Linked DNA regions of Homo sapiens: region 1 is linked to region 2. A link is a loop called in an ENCODE intact Hi-C map of the cell type or tissue named here. Cell type or tissue: mammary epithelial cell. All regions are shown on one strand. Links, peaks and the distances in the headings refer to the core of each region. The heading gives the core; the rest is flanking DNA.

Region 1 (9,983 bases), core at 1,319-9,318, 73 kb before region 2:
ATTAACAGCATAGTTTGGAGTTGAGAAGACCTAGGTTAAAATCCTAGCAGTGGGATTTGTTGTATCATAGCGAACAATTCTCATCACCCTTTGAATTTCGAGATCCCTGTAGTTAAAAGTGGAAATAATCAGAGCCTTCTCAATGGATTGTCATGAGGATTAATGAAATAGTGTATGTAAAGTTTCTGGCATTGTGCCTGACACAGTAGCTGCTCAACAAACGGTAGCTATCATTATTGCTTACATCATGTACATAGATTTCATTCTCCTTGCTGAGATGAGACACCCTAAAGTACATCACCCATGCATTTATAAAGCATCTCTAAAAGCTGTTACTTTGGCCGGGCACAGTGGCTCACACCTGTAATCCCAGCACTTTGGGAGGCCGAGGCGGGTGGATCATTTGAGTTCAGGAGTTCAAGGCCAGCCTGGCCAACATAGAGAAACCCTGTTTCTACTAAAAATACAAAAATTAGCTGGGTGTGGTGGCGGGAGCCTATAGTCTCAGCTACCTGGGAGGCTGAGGCAGGGAGAATTGCTTGAATTCGGGAGGTGGGGGTGGCAGTGAGCCGAGATTGTGCCATTGCACTCCAGCCTGGGAGACAGAGTGAGACTCTGTCTCAAAAAATAATAATAATAAATAAATAAAAGCTGTTACTTCTTTAAAATGCTACTGATACCTTTGTGGTTAATTTTATATTGATTACTTTTTATGCTGAATTTCAGAAAGTGACATTTTATGATCGCATCTCTGATTTTTGTTAGAGATCATCTAATTTCATGAAACTGAGAGCGTATCCAGTTTAGGGCTTGCAGCCATCCATGAACTGTGTGAAATTTAGTAATGTCTGTTGGGCTTTCATAGGGCAGATATTTGAGATCCAGTTCTTTTGTAGAATGAAGTAGACTCCATTAGAGACTGGCAAATTCCCTATAATTAATTACAATTTTTTAAAAAAAGCATGTCCTCTGGGAGATCCCTTAGAATTTTCCTCACTTGTAACTGTAGCTGATCTATTGTGCTGTTTTACAAAGAGGGGGCAAACTCATTAAAGTTTTTGGATCCTATAGTACTGAAATATTACTCAAAAGTTCAAATGGGCTTTGATTTATTTATCTGTTTTGGAAGCTTCAGACTTTTCAAACCATTATGGCCGTTAATGCATCTGATACAAGATTGGATGTGATTATAGGAACTTTGAGAACATAAAACATACTGCTTTTTTGCATTTCTGAAAAATTCTTACCAAAAGGAAGAATTTGACTTCTGTCCAGAAGGAGTATCTGATTTGTTTGGACTCTGGATAAACTCGAGCTGTGCATATTTGGCCAAGAGTTTGATTTGTGGACTGATCATCGAGCCGTGGGCAAGACTCAGGCTTCAGAAAGCGATGTCAGTGTCAAGAATCCCACATGAACATTAAATATGCTTCTGGACAGATAAACACTCGAGCCAAAAAAAAAAAAATCCATCTCATCAAGAGGGCAGAGGAACATAAGCACTGAGCAACTTCTGAACCTTCAGGAAGTGGACGCTACTCCACAACATTTTGTTTTTGTTTTTGTTTTTGTTTTGAGACAGTCTTGCTCTGTTGCCCAGGCTGGAATGCAATGGTGCGATCTTGGCTCACTGCAACCTCCGCCTCCCGGGTTCAAGCAATTCTTCTGCCTTAGCCTCCCAAGTAGCTGGGATTACAGGCATGCGCCACTATGCCCAGCTAATTTTGTATTTTTAGTAGAGAAAAGGGGACCCCCATACACTGTTGGTGGGAATGTAAATTAGTATAACCACTGTGGAGAACAGTTTGGAGGTTCCTCAAAAAACTAAAAATAGGACATATGATCCAGCAATCCCACTGCTGGGTATATATCCAAAAGAAAGGAAATCAGTATATTGAAGAGATATGTGCACTCCATGTTTATTGCACCACTGTTCACAATAGCTAGGATTTTGTTTTGTTTTGTTTTGAGACAGAGCCTTACTCTGTCACCCAGGCTGGAGTGCAGTGGCACAATCTCGGCTCACTGCAACCTCCGCCTCCTGGGTTCAAGCAATTCTCGTGCCCTAGCCTCCTGTACCTGGGACTACAGGCACCCAGCACCACACTTGGCTAATTTTTGTATTTTTAGTAGACGCGGGGTTTCACCATGTTGGCTAGGCTGGTCTCGAACTCCTGGCCTCTAGGGATCCACCTGCCTCGGCCTCCCGAAGTGTTGGAATTACAGGTGTGAGCCACTGTGCCAGGCCTCTGACAAAGCTAAGATTTGGAAGCAGTCTAAGTGTCTATCAACAGATGAATAAATAAAGAAAATGTGGTACATATACACAACGGAGTGCTATTCAGCCATAAAAAAAGAATAAGATTCTGTCATTTTCAGCAACATGGATGGAACTGGAGATCATGTTAGGTGAAATAAGCCAGGCACAGAAAGACAAACATTGCATGTTCTCACGTATTTGTGGGATCTAAAAATCAAAACAATTAAACTCATGTACATTAAGTGTAGAAGGATGGTTACCAGAGGCTGGGAAGGATAGTGGGGAGGGGGTGGAAGGAAGGAGGATCATGTTAATGGGTACAAAAAATAGAAGGAATAAGACCTACCATCTGATAGCACAACAAGGTGACTATAATAACTTGTCAATTAATAATAACTTAATTGTACATTTTAAAATAACTAAAAAAGGGCCGGGCATGGTGGCTTATGCCTATAATCCCAGCACTTTGGGAGGCCGAGACAGGTGGATCACGAGGTCAGGAGATCGAGACCATCCTGGCTAACACGGTGAAAACCTGTCTCTACTAAAAATACAAAAAATTAGCTGGGCGTGATGGTGGGTGCCTGTAGTCCCAGCTACTCAGGAGGCTGAGGCAGGAGAATGGCATGAACCCGGGAGGCGAAGCTTGCAGTGAGCCGAGATCGCGTCACTGCACTCCAGCCTGGGAGACAGAGCAAGACTCCGTCTCAAATAAATAAATAAATAAATAAAAATAACTGAAAGAGTATAACTAGATTGTTTGTAACACAAGGGATAAATGCTTGAGGGGCTGGATTTGCCATTCTCCATGATGTGATTATTACACATCGCATGCCTGTGTCAAAACATTTCACGTACCCCATAAATATATATACCTAATATGTACCCACAAAAATTAAAAATTAAAAAAATTTAAAAAATAAATAAACACTGACTGACAAATGCTAATGAGTGCCAGGACACTAATAGAGTGCCACAACAGAGAATATTGGGAGGAGCAGGGAGACCCTATTTACACAGGTGGTCAAAGATGACCTCTCTGTGTGAGACCTGAAGGATGAAGAGAAGCCAGCCTCCGGGGGTGGAGAAAACAGGACTGAGATGATTGTAAGGTGAGAGAAAGCTCAGGGGATTCAAGAAAGCTTAAGGTGTGGCTGGAAGACTATTGTGAGGGAAGCCTGGTGAGGTTGTGAGAGTTGGAGTCAGGTTTTATTCTAAGCACAATGGAAAGCCATGGAATGGCTTTAAAGTGTATGTGCATTCCTCTGTGCGTACGTATGTGCATGCACGTATATGCGCGTGTGTGTGTGCATCTGATATATCGTCTGGAGCATATTGTAGAGACCCATGAGAAGGTTCCCCACTAGAATTGGTAGTTATGACCTCGTGATCCCTACTACAGCCTTTGATGAAACATCAAAATGTCACTCAAGCATGAGCTTGTCCATCAGCATGAGACATGATCAAATATGAATTATCAAAGAAATTTTCCCCAGTTCTGGGACACACACATGACCAGATGTTCCATGTTGGGTAGCATAGCCTGATTTTTTTTTTTCTGATGCTGAGTTTTGCTCTTGTCGCCCAGGCTGGAGTGCAACGGGCGCGATCTGGCTCACTGCAACCTCCGCCTCCCGGATTCAGGTGATTCTCCCTGCCTCAGCCTCCCAAGTAGCTGGGATTACAGGTGCATGCCACCATGCCTGGCTAATTTTTGTATTTTTAGTAGAGACAGGGTTTCATCATATTTGTCAGGCTGCTGACCTCAGGTGATCTGCCCGTCTCGGCCTCCCAAAGTGCTGGGATTACAGGTGTGAGCCACCGCACCCGGCCGCATATCCTGATTTTTAACTTCCAGCCTCTTGTTCCAATGCAATCCTCATAATGTCCCTTACTGATGTCCCTCTTTGTTGCATCCTGGGTCTTGCTCCTTTTACTCCCCTCTCTTTTCTTTCTCTTTTGATCTCCGCCTGTCCTTCCTCTTCTCTCCTTTCCCCTCCCCTCTCCATCCTTCCTCTCCTTCTCTTCTCTCTGCCTTTCTCATTAAGAGTCAAAGTTCCTTGCCAAACCACAGCTCTTAGGTTTCTATTTTCCCGAACAGATTTCTTGGCTGGTTTTACAGACTTTTCAATTGGTTCTCTCTTCTGCTTCCATGTAGTCTCTTCTCTGTTTCCAGTCACTGCTCCTAGACACTCTCCTCCCCTCCCTTAACAAGCCTAACCCCTAGGTTACAAAGTTTGAAAAATGTCAACAGGAAAAAGGGCTCTTCCTGTAGCCCTGTAAAAAAGAAGACGTGAAGGAGTTAACCTCGAGCGACATCAGTCTCCAGCCATCAGTACAGTGAGGCAGTTCTTGAAAACCAGACAGAACAGAAGGTATCACTGTGCAACGTCCCTTCTGTGGCTCACGGCGCCCTCTGAGTCAGGATAATGAGAGAACATTCTTAAAACATGACCTAACCACGCTCTGTCCTCAAACAAATTCCTGGATGTGTGTGGAGTAAGCTCTCCCAGCAAGCCTGAGCACAGACGTGCGGGGCGGGCTTGTTAGCACTCTTCTGAGTTGCTCCCTTTACAAAGCCACCTTCCCAGCCAGTTCATTTGTATTAAAGTAAACTTTTAAAAATAACCAGTCAGTCTGTCCAGCAAACATGCTATGGGCCTCTTATGGCTGTACTTTCATAATTTTATATTGTGGCGACTGGGTCTCTGTCTTGGGGGGTATTTGGGGGCCTTTGACTTCACACTGTAGCAGGAAGAAGTTATGCAAAATTCTCGTCAGATATAGAAAAAAGGAAACAGGATATCATTCATTTCCAGAATGGAGCAGAATCACAACACAGTGATTGTGATTGCAGAGTGTCCTTTATTTCACCTACACCTGAAGTTGTGTGTGTGTTTGTGCGTGTGTGTGTTTAATACAGGCGGCTTATCTGAGTGATTTTAAGAAATTAATTTAATTGAAAAATGATTAAATTACAAAGAGAGGAAAAAGCATTTGGTTGGCATTACATGGGGTCAGAGGCCACTGCTAATGCAATATTTCATCAATTGCCTCATTGCTATTCTTTCAATGATGTGATTTAGTTTCTCAAATAGCTCTTATCCTGGCAGGCTTGCCTTAGATACATTGTACAGAGGCCTTATAATCATTACAATGTATTTACTTAAACATTTTAAAAACAATTAAGCACTTTTAGATATATTTGTGTATGTGCGTGCGTGCATGCATGCGCGTGTGTGTGTGTGTGTGTGTGTGTGTGTGTGTGTGTGTGTGTGTACATGTCCACAGAGGGATTTTATAAATGTCCGGACAAGGGTTCTGAGTGAACACTAGGACAAGTGTTGAATTTATCCACTGTAGTGCCCTTCATGCATTTCAAAGAGCTCCATGCAGACTCATGTTAAGCTTTTTTCATGCCCTTTGAATATACCACTATCTCCCTTTAATACACTGAAGAAACAAGAGGACAAAGAGTCTCCCTGTGTTCCTTATCCAAGGCCACACAACTGTTGCTGGAACCTTGAGCTTTCTGAGTGCCAGGCACTTACTTGCAGTATATCGAACGCTGGGATATGGTGGAGGTTTAGTTTGTTAAAAAGTGTGATAGCCCTATGATTGTGGGAAAAAGTTTTGACATACTTTGTTTTTTATTTTAATGCAGATCAAGTCATTATAATGGTCTTTCTCTTAGAAGGCTACTGAGGTTGGGTTAAACAGTAACAGGGGTGCTTGGGAAAGGGTAGAGCAACATTTTGGCAGCATATGAATGGGTATGTGTGCACATGGGTGGTAATACCGCATGCCCTGACCTGTCCTATGCCTCTTCCCCTTCACCTTTGTTTCAAAATGTTGTGTCCAGCGTTGAAAAATGCTGGCACAGTTTGATGCAGGTGTTTGCAACCTCCTTCACCCCAAATGCCATGGTGGTGGGGATGCTAGGCTCTCTTAGCATCCCCCTCCTCGTGCTGCATGAGGTGGGAAGGCAAAATCATGTATTCATTCATCAAACGCTGATCAAGCACTTAAGTGCTAAGTACTGTTCGAGGTTCTGCGGATTCACAGAGGAATAATATTCGGTCTTTGTGCTAGCGGGGAGGTAGGAAAGTAAACAAGGCCATAGAGTAAGCTCTACGATAGAGGTAGATGTGGGCCTGGGTGGTGGTGGGGGCACAGGGGAGATGAAGGAGAGGAAAAGGAAGGTTCTCACGGTGAGGGATGGTGAAAGGCCTCCAAGAATTGCTGGAGGCCCCATTCAGTGGTGGGTGCTGGCGCGTCAGTTCCCTCTGAGAGGAAGCATTTCTCAGCAGCACCAAACACTGGCTAGACCTTGAGCTAGATGACGTTTGTTGTCAACTCTCCCAGCCTTCCTGTCTGCGCCCTTTCCCTCCCTGTCTGGAAGGAAGCTCCCAACAGCCTTTTCAAAATCTGCTTAGGGCAGCTATGCATAATCAATATTTATTGAATCAAATTGATCTGAAAAGTATTCGCACTACGGTATAAATGGCTCATACAGGGTACACCTGGGCACATGTACCTGGAAGCCTCAAGCTAAAAGAGCTTTTGCCAGCTCAGCAGGAGAGCTTCATAGTATGTTGGAGGCTCCTACACCCGAGTGCACATTTTCTGGATGGTTGCCCACTTTTTCTGTACTTTAAGCTGGCCCTACTTCCAAGCGCCCAGCCTTACATGTTTTCCCTTCCCTGCCCACTATTGTGGCTATATGATAAGGCAGGATGAGGGCCGATAACTGCTAGTCTCAGACCTTTTGGCTAGAAATGCCACAAGACTACAGCAACAACTGCTTTGAAGCCTGGGAGAGACCAGTGATGAAAAACAAAGTTGCGGCCAGGCACAGTGGCTCATGCCTGTAATCCCAGGACTTTGGGAGGTCAAGGCGGGCGGATCACTTGAGGTCAGGATTCAAGACCAGCCTGGCCAACATGGCGAAACCCTGTCTCTACTAAAAATACAGAAATTAGCTGGGAATGGTGGTGCATGCCTGTAATCCCAGCTACTTGGGAGGCAGAGGCAGGACAATCACTTGAGCCCAGGAGGTTGCAGTAAGCCGAGATGGTGCCACACACTCCAGCCTGGGTGACAGAGCAAGAAAGAAAGCAAAAGTAAAACAAAGTTGCAGTGAATGGGACTGGACGTTTAAATGTCTCTTTTAAATGCACTCACTATTTTGGTTCATGGTTTACCACTCGTATGTTTACTGCATGAGGGCAGAACTGGTGTGGCACATACATTGAAATTCTACCTCTAATGTGAGATAGAAAGCAGGGGGAACTGACCAGGAACCTCCACCTTATTCCCAGTCATAGCGTTCCACTAGGATTCTCCCATGGACCATATTTCAGTGTACAAAATTGTCATATTCACAGAAAGTACCACATTTGTTTCCCCAACCATCAGGGTTGTATAGTTACAGTCAGTGCCCTGTGCAGTAAAGACTGGCAATTGGATGTTTTTCAGACCTTCAACTTAGTTCATTATGAGAAGCTGTCTAAAAAAACAAACAAACAAGCGAACAACAAACTACAGTCTTCAATTAAAGGTTCAGAGGCCAGGCACAGAGGCTTATGCCTGTAACCCCAGCACTTTGGGAGGCCAAGGCAGGCAGATCACTTGAAGTCGGGAATTCAAGGCCAGCCTGGCCAACATGGCGACACCCTGTATCTACCAAAAGTACAAAAATTAGCTGGGCATGGGGTGGTGCTCGCCTGTAATTCCAGCTACTTGGAAGGCATGAGAATCACTTGAATCACCCAGGAAGCAGAGCTCACGGTGAGCCGAGATTACACCACTGCACTCCAGCCTGGGTGACAGAGCAAGACTCTGTCTCAAAAAAAAAAAAAAGAGGTTCAGAAAGTGGACACCTTTTAGCACTATCTAATAGAAATATGAGTCATATAAGTAATTTCAAATTTCCTAGGAATAATATTCAGAAAAGTAAAAGGAAATGGGTGAAATTCATTTTAATAACATATTTTACTAAACCCACTAAATTGAAACATTGTCGTTTCAACATGTAATGAATATTTTTTATTTTTAGAATCAGAGCCTCACTCTGTTGCCCAGGCTAGAGTACTGTGATGCAATCATGGCTCAGTCAACCTTGAACTCCTGGGCTCAAGCCATCCTCCCACCTTAGCCTCTTGAATAGTTGGGACTACAGGCCTGTGCACCACCACACCCAGTGATTTATTTTTATTTTTATTTATTGTAGAGATGGGGTCTCGCTAGGTTGCCCAGGCTGGTCTGGGACTCCTAGGATCAAGCAGTCCTCCTGCCTCAGCCTCTGGACTACAGGTGCATGCCACCTTGCTCAGCTAATTAAAACATTTTTTTTTTTTTAATGGAGACAGAGTCTTGCTCTGTCACCCAGGTTGGAGTGCAGTGGCATGATCTTGGCTCACTGCAACCTCTGCCTCCTGGGTTCAAGCAATTCTACCTCAGCCTCCCAAGTAGCTGGGATTACAGGCACCCGCTACCATGCCCGGCTGATTTTTTGTATTTTAGTAGAGACAGAGTTTCACCATGTTGCCCAGGCTGGTCTCGAACTCCTGAGCTTGGGCAATCCACCTGTCCTGGCCTCCCAAAGTGCTAGGATTACAGGCTTGAGCCACCACGCCCGGCCAACACTTTTTTTTTTTTTTTTTGAGACAGAGTCTTGCCACCCAGGCTGGAGTGCAGTGGCACGATCTCAGCTCACTGCAACCTCTACCTCCCAGGCTAAAGCAATTCTCCTGCCTCAGCCTCTCAAGTAGCTGGGATTACAGGTGTGTGCTACCATGCCCAGCTAATTTTTGTACTTTTAGTAGAGATGGTTCCAGCTACTTGGGAGGCTGAGACGGGAGGATAGCTTGAGTCTGAGAGGGTGAGGCTGCAGTGAGCTCTGATTGCGCCACTATACTCCAGCCAGGACAACAGAGTAAAACATTGTCTCAAAAATTAAAAAGAAAAAGAAAGAAAATGAAAAACAATGACCACACCTCTATATGTGTGTGTGTGTGTGTGTGTTTGTGTGTGTGTGTGTGTGTGAGAAATGAATGTTCTTTGCTGGCAATCTGACATACAGGAGAAATTAACAGAGTTAATGGCTATTCTGGCATCTGCTCCCAAGCCACTGAGACCACAGAATTAGAGGATGGGAAGGGACCTTGGAGATCTTGTTAACTGTGTCCTGGACCCTCATTGCAAGGAATCAGATTCAACTGGCCTAGGGAGGGGTCTAAGTATCAACATTTTTAGACGTCCCCTAGGTGATTCTAACGTAGGGGCTGGGCTCTAAATGCAGAAACATCCCTTTTGTTTTATAGGTGAAGAGACAGGGGCTAACTGAGGTCAGTGACTCATCTTACAGCTTGTTAGAGGCAGAGTGAAGCCCGGAATCCGGATATTCTTCTCTACCCAGCTCACACAGAGGACATTTCCATAATACCTTCATCATGGGTCATTCTCTTGCTTAACCCCAGAGTTGCTCTCATTTTGAATTGAGACACATTCCTCCGCTTAACCTAGCTTAGACACAAACTTCAACAAACTTCTCTGAACCCTTACTTGCCAAGAAAATCTTCAGATCAGTGAAAACATTGAAGTGATTCTGGTCCGGGACCATGGCTGTAAATGCCTCCCATTTTAGACCCAACTGGGACCTGACACCCTATACTGAATATAGAGTTTAATTAGAGGGTACAGGGAGGGGCCCCAAAGAAGC
Region 2 (9,983 bases), core at 601-8,600:
TAGACATTCTGAATTTTATGATGTTCCTTTAAAGAGATTTCCGTTTTTGTTTTAGCAGAAAGTTAACCTGGCTGAACTCACACTGCAAACTCTGTCTTCCTGGAGAAAGACATCACTAAAATCTCAGTTAATTTATTTTTAGCTGGGCTTCTTGGAATCTGTTCCATGCATGCATGGTTCAGATGTCAGCCAGAGATTTATGCATAGAATTTGGGCCTCCTCCTTTCTGGTTCTCTCCTTTCTGAGATGTCCCCCACTTGCTAGCTGCTGTAGTTATCCAGAGCTGTGTTTCTAGTTCTCCAAGTAACACTGAGCTTCTATTTGAGTTTTAACCATTCTTCCTGGAACAGCTCTCTGTAGAGCCTGTTCTAGGACCAAAAGCTGTAAAAATGGGAAATTCATCCAATGCCATTCCCTTCTTCAGTATTACAGCCCATTTTTGATCATTTTTTAGTAACTTCAAATAGTTGTCTGTATTTTTTGAGAGTATATTTTCTCAAGAATTTAGTCTTTGTCTACAGAAGGGTTGGTCTAACATGAGTTACTTGGCCTTTACTAGAAGTGAAACCTGTGTGATTTTCTTTAATCTAGTATTCCCTAAAGAGATTCTTTATTTGGCAGAACCTTATTAGCATATCACAGACCTTAGTATTTTAAAGAACCCATTATTGGAAAGTGCTATTCTCAGATTTTTCTCCTGGGAGGTTTAGAAAATGCTGATAAAATTAGGAGATTAGATAGTGATGAAGCAAAATGAGTTTTGAAGGAAAGCTGTTGGAAATAAACTTGAGAAATGCATGAAAAATGCAGTGTTTCTCTTAATACTCTTCAAGTAATATTCTATGGAGAAGGGTGGTGGTTTTCTACGGCATTGCTCTCTGAAATTAGAATACATTCCCAATTCCTTAATTTCTCTTAATCTATTATTAGGCAGTCGAGTTCCATACATTTATTTCAACCCTTCTTGAACCTACCCATGTGGAAGGCAGAAGCGCTGGGACATGACCACCCAACTCAGCTCTGAAGCAGCCCTCACACAATGACGGGGTTGGTATATAAATTTATCTCAACCCTTCTTGAGCCTGTTCATATTGTTAATGTTATCTAATTTTACCATTAAATAAAAACCAAAATATTTGTTTAGGAGAATTAAGGCCTTTAATTTTATTTTGCTTAAAGTCCCAAGCCCAAAGGTTGGGAATATGCTACAATGGACCTACACAAATAAGTAAATAATACCAAATACTACACACAATCCATACAACCAAAAAGATTCAAGTAACCACCATTTTTTTCTGCCCTCTCATTTTATTTATTTATTTATTTATTTATGTATTTATTTATTTTTTGAGACAAGAGTCTCACTCTGTTGCCCAGGCTGGAGTACAGTGGTGCGATCTCGGCTCACTGCAACCTCCACCTCCTGGGTTCAAGTGATTCTTCTGCCTCAGCCTCCCAAGTAGCTAGGATTACAGATGCATGCCACCATGGCTGGCTAATTTTTGTATTTTTAGTAGAGACAGGGCTTCACCATGTTGGCCAGGCTGGTCTCAAAATCCTGACCTCAGGTGATCTGCCCACCTCGGCCTCCCAAAGTGCTGGGATTAGAGGCATGAGCCATTGCGCCTGGCCCTACCCTCTCATTTTATTAGAAAAGGTATTAAATAAATAATTTGATATTAGAAAATAACAGGATCAGTAAAGATTCAGCCTAACACCCATCTTTTAACTACAATGGATGTACAAGTAATAAAACTAAGCCATGATAGTTGCTATTTAGATAAATAAAACTTGAGGTAAAGTGTCTTTTTGATCACAATAGAATAAATTGTTTTCATTACTGCCAAGTAAATTTTATTGTACTCTATTTCTCTGAAAATTGGCAAACAGTGTATCATAATAGCATAGAGAGGGAGGGGCCCAAGCTCAGAGGCCAGATACCCTGGGGTTGAATAATTCCTCAGTATTATAAAAATTAAATTAGATAACATTTGTGAAATATATACTGTATATAAAATACCTAACATAATGGCTGACACTCAGTAAATGGTTTCCTTCTTCTATCTGGTTTTTCCAGGACTGCAAAAAGGAAATTCTTTGATAGAAAACCTGGACAGAAACATTTTATTTTATTTTTTAACTTCAGGCAGACAAAGGCATGAAAGAAATGTGCCCTTTTGTTGACTGATTGACAGCTCCAAACCGAACCAGAATTTTCAAAAGGTGGACCTGATCTCGTAACATTGTAAATTCAGTATCTATACGGTTCATGAAAATTGTTTTCCCATTGCTTCTACCTTTATTGTCAAGCTGTCAAAATAGCAACTTCCTACTTAAGTTATATTTATGCAAGCATATAAAGTGCTTTTTATTAAATTTACTTTTGGTTGAATTAGATGGACTATTTTAGAGGAAATAAATCATTTGTATAATGGTGAAGAAATTGACCTTATGGGCACCTTCCTAAGAATGATGTTTCATTAGTGCTGGATCAGCTTTTGGTATCTGCAAGACAATCTGAGATCTGGAGACCAAGGGCAGTATATTTCATTTACATACTCCATCAGGCTCTCTGCCTGGGTCCTAACTCACCTCACCAATGGGCTTACTTTTGTCTTCATTCTTTGTTCCTGATATATATATAGGCCAGTGCATTTGAGACAAAACCAATAAGAAGGCAGGAGCCAGGAGCTGTTTCTAATCCAAGCATCTCACATAGGTCAAACCTTTAAAGATGGGAATGAAAATGAAGCTGTCCACTCTGGTCCATTGTCAAAGAGGTCATTTGGCACTCATCTCACAAATGGGGTAGCATAAAAGATGGGAGGAATGGAGTGCGATGGGGGCAGGGGGAGGCGATATGCAGAAATGACCAGGCAGAAGGTTAGGCCCTTGGTTTCTCAGTCTACAAATCCTGGCTGTGATTAGATTTGGTACCGCACACTTTTCAGAGATTGCTGGGGGAGAAATCACCTGCCACCTGCATTCTGCTGGTTGGATTTGCTACTGATGGAGAAGGTATAGGCTTTACCCAGGACCGCATTTTTTTTTTTTAACTGCCTTACTCACATGTACCAATGCCACAGGAAATTGATGGTAACCAATTGTCTATGTGCTTTTGTTAGCACCTCTTTTCTGCTGTGCTGGGCTACACAATTACCACAGCCCTTGAGAATGCTTATTGTCAATAGGAGTAATTTCACATCCCATCCATTTAGTGAAAAGATGTGAAAATTGATCCAGCTTCTGCGATAAGACTGGAACCAGGGTGCAGGCTACAAATGCCTTGGAAATAAATATATGTCCATCATTGTTTTCATTAGGTATTGCTGTAGCCCAGCCTCCAGGGAAATGAACTCAAGTCCAGCTGTCTTGCCGTAGAAGTTCAGATGTACTCCCAATCTGGTGAAGTGGGCTGTCAGTTTCATTTATTGTTAACTTTTTGTAGTGGTTGTCAAGTAAGGGGTTGGCAGTCTGAAGAGCACAATTCTGTTTTATCCACAGACAGGGGACAGTGTAATTCGACACTGGCTGCCAAGGAGGAACTTGTCCTTCCTATCCAGCTTATTGTCTGGACTCTTTTTTTATGATTTCAAAAGTCTCTTCAAAAGGGCAACAAAATTAGCCTTAAATAGTATTTCTTGGATTGCCTTTAACAATGGCGATAAGGCCAAAGCTTCTAGTCTTGACAGAAGTGGTTTCATGACAACTTGTTTTTATCTTGCCAGAATAAGCAAGGAACTTAAAAATGTGTTTTCATTATGGCTAAAGACTGTGTTTCAGCTGATGTCTCTTGCAAGGAAAGAACAATCTGCAAACTCCATTATTATGTCTCTCATTCACTTTCTGCTCCTAAGGCAAAAAGATTTTTGTGTTGTTTTCTTTTTTGTTGTTGTTGTTTTAAAGAGGCCCTCTATTTCAATTAGCACAATTAACATATCAAGAATTTGTGTTTCCATAAATTCTACATTTCACTTCCAGGAATCAGACTTTAAAAATGACCTTCATTTACCAAGAGCTGTAATCAAGATGAAAATCTTCACCCTAAAAACTAACCTTGGAAACAGAAGGCTAAAAAAAGAAAAAGCATAATACAGACTGTGTTTTCCAAGTCTTCTTCCCTTGCCTGGTGACATTAGCCTGGCTTTGATCTATAGACATGACATCATCTATAGGGTGTGCCTTGTGCCAAACATACTACATTTCTTTAACCAAGACAGTGGTTTTGTGTAGACTTAGAGATCAAGGCTAAATAGCTTCAGAGCTGGTCTGAGTCTTCACAGACAAACAGGTCAGAGCATATGTGAGTTACACAACTCCTGCAGACAGCCCAGCCTCTTCCTCTGTGGCCCGCTGGAGAGTTTACATTTGTCAATGACTTCCTTCAGGGCCTGGCTCAAGATTCATTTCCTCCGAGAGTCCCTCTCCTGCTAACTCACCTCACTCAGCCCTTCTACCTCATCTGCTGATTACTCATACCCTTTTTCCTGCTCTGCCAGGCACTCGGTTCTATTTTACCTTGTGACGGTTCTCTACATTTTTACTTTATCCTTTGGCTAAATTAAAATTGCCTGGAAAGTAGGGCCTGTCTGCTACTTCTTTTGTGTGCTTAGGGAGCATGTTAGTGCTACACGTACCATAGTGTCTTTTTCTTTTCTCTTTCTTTTTTTTTTTTTTTTAGATGCAGTTTCGTTCCTGTTGCCCAGGTTGGAGTGCAATGGTACAATCTTGGCTCACTGCAACCTTCGCCTCCCAGGTTCAAGCGATTCTCCAGCCTCAGCCTCCCGAGTAGCTGGGATTACAGGTGCCCACCACCATGCCCAGCTAATTTTTTTTGTATTTATAATAGAGACAGGTTTTCACCATGTTGCTCAGGCTGGTCTCGAACTCCTGACCTCAGGTGATCCACCCGCCTTGGTCTCCCAAAATGCTACTAGGATTACAAGTGTGAGCCACTGCGCCCGGCACATAGTTTCTTAATAAGAGAGGAGTATTCTGTGGTTGTTGTGTTAGGCTTGGGACCCTGCCTTTGCCCTCTGTTCCTAAAAGCCAAACTCACTGCTTCAACAGCAGGGAGTCTTCCCAGTCCACTCTGGCAATGGCATGCCACCTTGGTATAGTCCTCTCTGGTTTGACCCCAGAAATCTGTTCCAAGCTTCTCTCCTCAGTGGCTAACATCTCATGGGTTTTACTTTCCAAGGTAGGGATGGGGGAGGCGGGGAAGAAGGGTGCCTGAGCACAGAGCCACGTCAAGTGGAGAGCAGGGGACCCAAGGAGGATGGGAGCAGACCTTTAGGTACCACAGGGAACAGTGGAGGAGCAGGTAGCTGGGGAGGCTCAGGTTGGGGAGGGGCCAGGGAAATTTAGACCAAAAGTATTCAGAATCTATGCTGATATGAAGAATAGTCAAAGGTGCAATTAAAGCATCTCTGAAATAAAGATGTGAGGTCGTGATTCTAAATCCAGCCTCATATTTTCCTAGGGTATATGTGCTGGGGAAATATGAAGCCACAGGGTAAACAAGGTCCTTTTTTTCTGGAATGTCAGCCTTATCAACCACTTTATAAAGCTTCCAATTACAAATGAATTAACTTAAGCAACTGCCGCCCACCACCCCCCACCACCCATCTTTTTGGAGGGGTTCACTTGTCTGGGAAGCCCATGAAGCTTCAGGTATGGCTGGATCTAGGTGTTCCAATGATGTTGTCAGAGCTGTAGCTCTTTCCATCTTTCTGCTCTGCTTGGCCTCATTCTGTGTGGAGGCTTTCTCCAAGTTACAGTTAAACTGACTGCTGGCAACTCCAGTCCTTATTCTCTTTGCTTAGCCACCCACAGAAGAGAAATAACTTCTTTCTCTTCATATTTATACACCAATTTTAAAAAAGATACTTCAGGTTGAGTGTGGTGGCTCACACTTGTAATCCCAGCACTTTGGGAGGCCGAGGAGGGCAGATCACCTGAGGTCAGGAGTTTGAGACCAGCCTGGCCAACATGGTGAAACCCCATCTCTACTAAAAATACAAAAATTATCCAGGTGTGGTGGCGGGTGTCTGTAATCCCAGCTACTCAGGAGGCGAGGCAGGAGAATGGCTTGAACCTGGGAGATGGAGGTTGCAGTAAGCCGAGATCCCACTATTGCACGCCAGCCTGGGTCACAGAGCAAGACTCTGTCTCTAAATTAATATAATATAATATAATATAATATAATACGAGACTTCAGTTGGCCCTGCTGGAGGCAGGTGCCCATGGAATACCATGCTTGACCTTGCCTATCTACAGCCCAGCCCTGTGACCAAGGATCCAAAGCAATTATAAATGACAGCCCCACAGCAAGGATGCAGTGAGGGGGACTGTGTTTTCCTTCTAGAAAAGGATGCTGGTAGACAAAAACTCCATGTCCATGTTGAATAAAACATTTTTATACTCAAATAATCCCACTTTGAGCTACAAGCAGGAATACATGATCTACCTTCTCCCACTGATAATGGAAGTTTGATGAAAAAGTTTGAGGAGCACTGATGAAAATACATAGCTTTTTAAACCCACAGCTACTGTGTGGAGTTAGGTCTGACTGTACTCACACTGGATGTTGTACCTTTCAGAGGGAAGCCTGACCTGCGTTTGTGTGTGAGATTGCAGGCCCTGTGTCTCTAATTTCACGGAGAGCATTACTTGCTTCACGGACCAGATGGAACTAAATTGTCAGATGGTGGGCAGCTGCAACAAGAGCCAGTCATGGCTGTTGTCACCCATTTTCACCCCAGTGGGGTGGACACCATAAACAGTGGTATGAGGATATGAGAAAGGACTGGGGAAGCTACAGGAAAATGTGCAAATGTATAAAAGGAAGTTGGCATGGAAGAGCTCATGGCTCTTGTCAGGACACATAGTATCCCACTGATCCAAAGATCTGACCTGTATGTGCGTGTCCTGCCTGGCATCCAAGCTGCCAGGATTTCATGCTCCCCAAGCTGAGGTTACACCACAGCAGGGTTGTAGCAAGTGCTGCCAGTGCTCTGCACGTATCCCTTTGCCTTACCACTTCTGCTGTAGAATGTGAGACTTCCCATTGCAAGAACCTGCATTTCCCTGCCTGAGGGTGCTCTCTGGCCGCTGCTAGTGTGGCACCCTGGAAATGCCCGGAGATCATTCCCCCTAGGGCAGCCCTTAGTCAATGACTGGCAGGATTAAAGAAATACCAGAGCTCCCCATCCCTCAGAGGAGCCTGTTCTGAGTATATTCCACACTGGTGCTCAGACTCCCGCAGTGGGATTGATCTCCAGTTGTCCATAGCTGTGGCTAGCTTGGTAGCACCTCCTGTACCGTCTGCTTTCCTTCCCTTCTATCATGTGCTTCCGTACTTACATCACTTAAACTACTTGCACTTGATTCCTCATCTGAGTTAACTTCTTTTTTTTTTTTTTTTTTTTTGAGACAGAGCCTTGCTGTGTCACCCAGGCTGGAATGCAATGATGTGATCTTGACTTACTGCAGCCGCTACCTCCCAGGTTCAAGTGATTCTCCTGCCTCAGCATTCTGAGTAGCTGGGACTACGGGAACGTGCCACCATGCACGACTGATTTTTGTTTTTGTTTTTTTTTTTTTTGAGATGGAGTCTCGCTCTGTCGCCCAGGTTGGAGTGCAATGGTGCGATCTCGGCTCACTGCAACCTCTGCCTCCTGAGTTCAAGCAATTCTCCTGCCTCAGCCTCCCGGGTAGCTGGGACTACATGTGCGCACCACCACGTCTGGCTAATTTTTGTATTTTTAGTAGAGATGGGGTTTCACCATATTGGTCAGGCTGGTCTTGAACTCCTGACCTTGTGATCTGCTCGCCTTGGCCTCCCAAAGTGCTAGAATTACAGGCTTGAGTCACCACGCCCTGCCCGTTTTTGTATTTTTAATAGAGACAGGGTTTCACATGTCGGGCAGGCTGGTCTTGAACTCCTGACCTCAAGTGGTCCACCCACCTCAGCCTCCCAAAGTGCTGGGATTACAGGCGTGAGCCACTGCACCCAGCCCTCATCTGAGTTAACTTCTGGAGTAACTCAAACCACGGTGAGAGTTTTCAGGAAAAAATCTCAGGATCTTTCCTTAGAATGGAGAAGGCTTTCTGCGGTTTTTGGATAGGAACAGTGGACCCATAATGCAAATGTCCACTAATGTCTCTGTAGATTCATGTGGTTATTAACCCTTATATTAGAGCTATTCTGAGGTTATGGAATGATCTGGGGAGTCAACATGATCCCATAACACCTCTATTGGTTAATTATTGTATAACAAGGGGTTTGGCTGATCTAGGCTAGGATTGCTCCATGCATCTATTGTCAGCTGGAGCTCTCTTCTATACTGAGTCTGGCCGGGCAACTCTACTCTGTGTGTCTCTCTTCCCCTCCTGTGACCAGCCAGCCAACCTGGACACATTCTTCTCTTTGCAGTGGCAGAGGTGGAAGGGTACATGTTCAATTGAGCAAATGTTTTTTAAGTCTCTATTTGCATTACATATGTGAATGTTCCTTTGGCTCAAGTAAATCAGATGGCCAAATTCAGAGTCAAAGGGTAGGAAAATGCACTTTTTCCCTTTTGGGGATGAGCGGCAGTCACGTGGCAAGGGATATGGAAAGAAGGAGAGATGAAGAACTGAGGCCAAATCTACCCTACACCTATACATCTGCTGTCCTAAGTCTCTACCATTCTGCTCATCTACCCCTGGGAGATTCTGCAGGGAACACTTGGCTGTCATCAGCTTTTATAACTAGATTCTCAAGGAAATTAATTCTAGCTTGCTTCTTTTTCTTAGAAAGGACGCATTATTTTTTCTCTAATGCAATAAACTTTTTATATAATTTTCCATGAATCCAATAAAGATGGCCATCTGAACTTGTCTTAGTACTGAACTAATGAATTTGCAGTGAAATGTGTATTTCGATAGCTGACTTATGAAGGGACCGAATTGGAAATCAGGAACACTGCTTCCAGACAACACACAGATTTCCAGAAGTGTTTAATTTGAGGATTCCTTACTTCTTAAACTCCACACAGACCATGCTCAGGACTTCCTGAGACATGCTGAAATGGCAGTGTAGTAGAAACACTTATCAATATTGATGCTAGTCCCATTTTGTATTGTCTGTCCATCAGAGGAGAAAAAAAAGATTTATGACTCATTGTTTTCCAAAGATGCTGCTTCCTCTGCAGTTTTGCAGGTTGTTTTTGGATACAATTTTCTCCTTGTTTATACAATGCCCACTGAAGTGCTTTTTATATCCCAGGTTTGTACGTTTACAGGCCCATCAGCCAATTTCATACATTATTTTCTGCCCCATAGTTGTCTTTGGTGGTTTGAAACTGACTTGATACATAAAAAACAAAACATATCTAGATTCCGCCAGTGCCATTAAAAATAATCATATTGTTTGACCTGTCCCTCTGATGATAACCTTTCATGATAGTTCTGTTTCCTTAGATCTGTCTTTTGGGATTGCCTTTGGGCGATTTCTGAAGTGGTAGGTTTCTGGAGTTCTCTAGGGAATTGTCCTAGGTTCTCTGGAGCCAGAGTTCCATTATCTGTGAGAGCACAGGAAGGAATTTTACAGTAATTCTGCTACAGTGAAACATTTGCCTTCAGGCCGGAATTGAAAATAGCAGCTGGAAGGACATTTGGAAAGAGGTTTGGGGGGTGGGGGCGGTTTGTGGGAGTGCAGGAGAGGTGGAGACAGAGAGAGCTTTCACATTTGGATAAAAACACTAGCTACAAGGCAAAACGGAGACAGGGCTGGCATCTTCTACCCTTGAAACTATCCCAAATTAAATTCTCCTCGGGCTTGGCTCTTAAAGCCAGTTATTTCAGAGCCGTGAGTGTCGGCCAGGGTCAGCACTTGCTCTCGGTAATGAACGCTGAGCGCCACGACTCCTGGATGATGACCAGACACACCGGCCCAGTTTCACCACTGCTCCTCCCACAAAAAGTCACCATCCAAAATG

What was found. A loop is a pair of places that touch in the nucleus more often than their neighbours do. Peaks named below come from ENCODE experiments on the same cell type or tissue, not always from the same donor. Only the 100,000 strongest peaks of a DNase experiment are listed, where the experiment ranks them.
Region 1: a loop joins it to region 2, with 2.4 times the contacts of the local background. A loop is called at or near these places in 5 of 110 quality-filtered maps.

The regions. Positions count from the first base shown.
Region 1 is chr17:62,815,325-62,825,307 of GRCh38, forward strand. The region is part of intron 1 of MARCHF10-DT (MARCHF10 divergent transcript); the gene reads left to right. Among named protein-coding and RNA genes, the nearest start is that of MARCHF10-DT, 12 kb to the left of the region's middle. RefSeq lists an enhancer at 9,821-9,983. In mammary epithelial cell, for the core only: no CTCF peak of the experiment used is centred there; DNase peaks (open chromatin) are centred at 4,707 and 8,047; H3K27ac peaks cover 5,264 bases.
Region 2 is chr17:62,888,769-62,898,751 of GRCh38, forward strand. No RefSeq gene overlaps it. Among named protein-coding and RNA genes, the nearest start is that of MIR633, 50 kb to the right of the region's middle. In mammary epithelial cell, for the core only: no CTCF peak of the experiment used is centred there; DNase peaks (open chromatin) are centred at 4,373, 7,193 and 7,373; H3K27ac peaks cover 2,659 bases.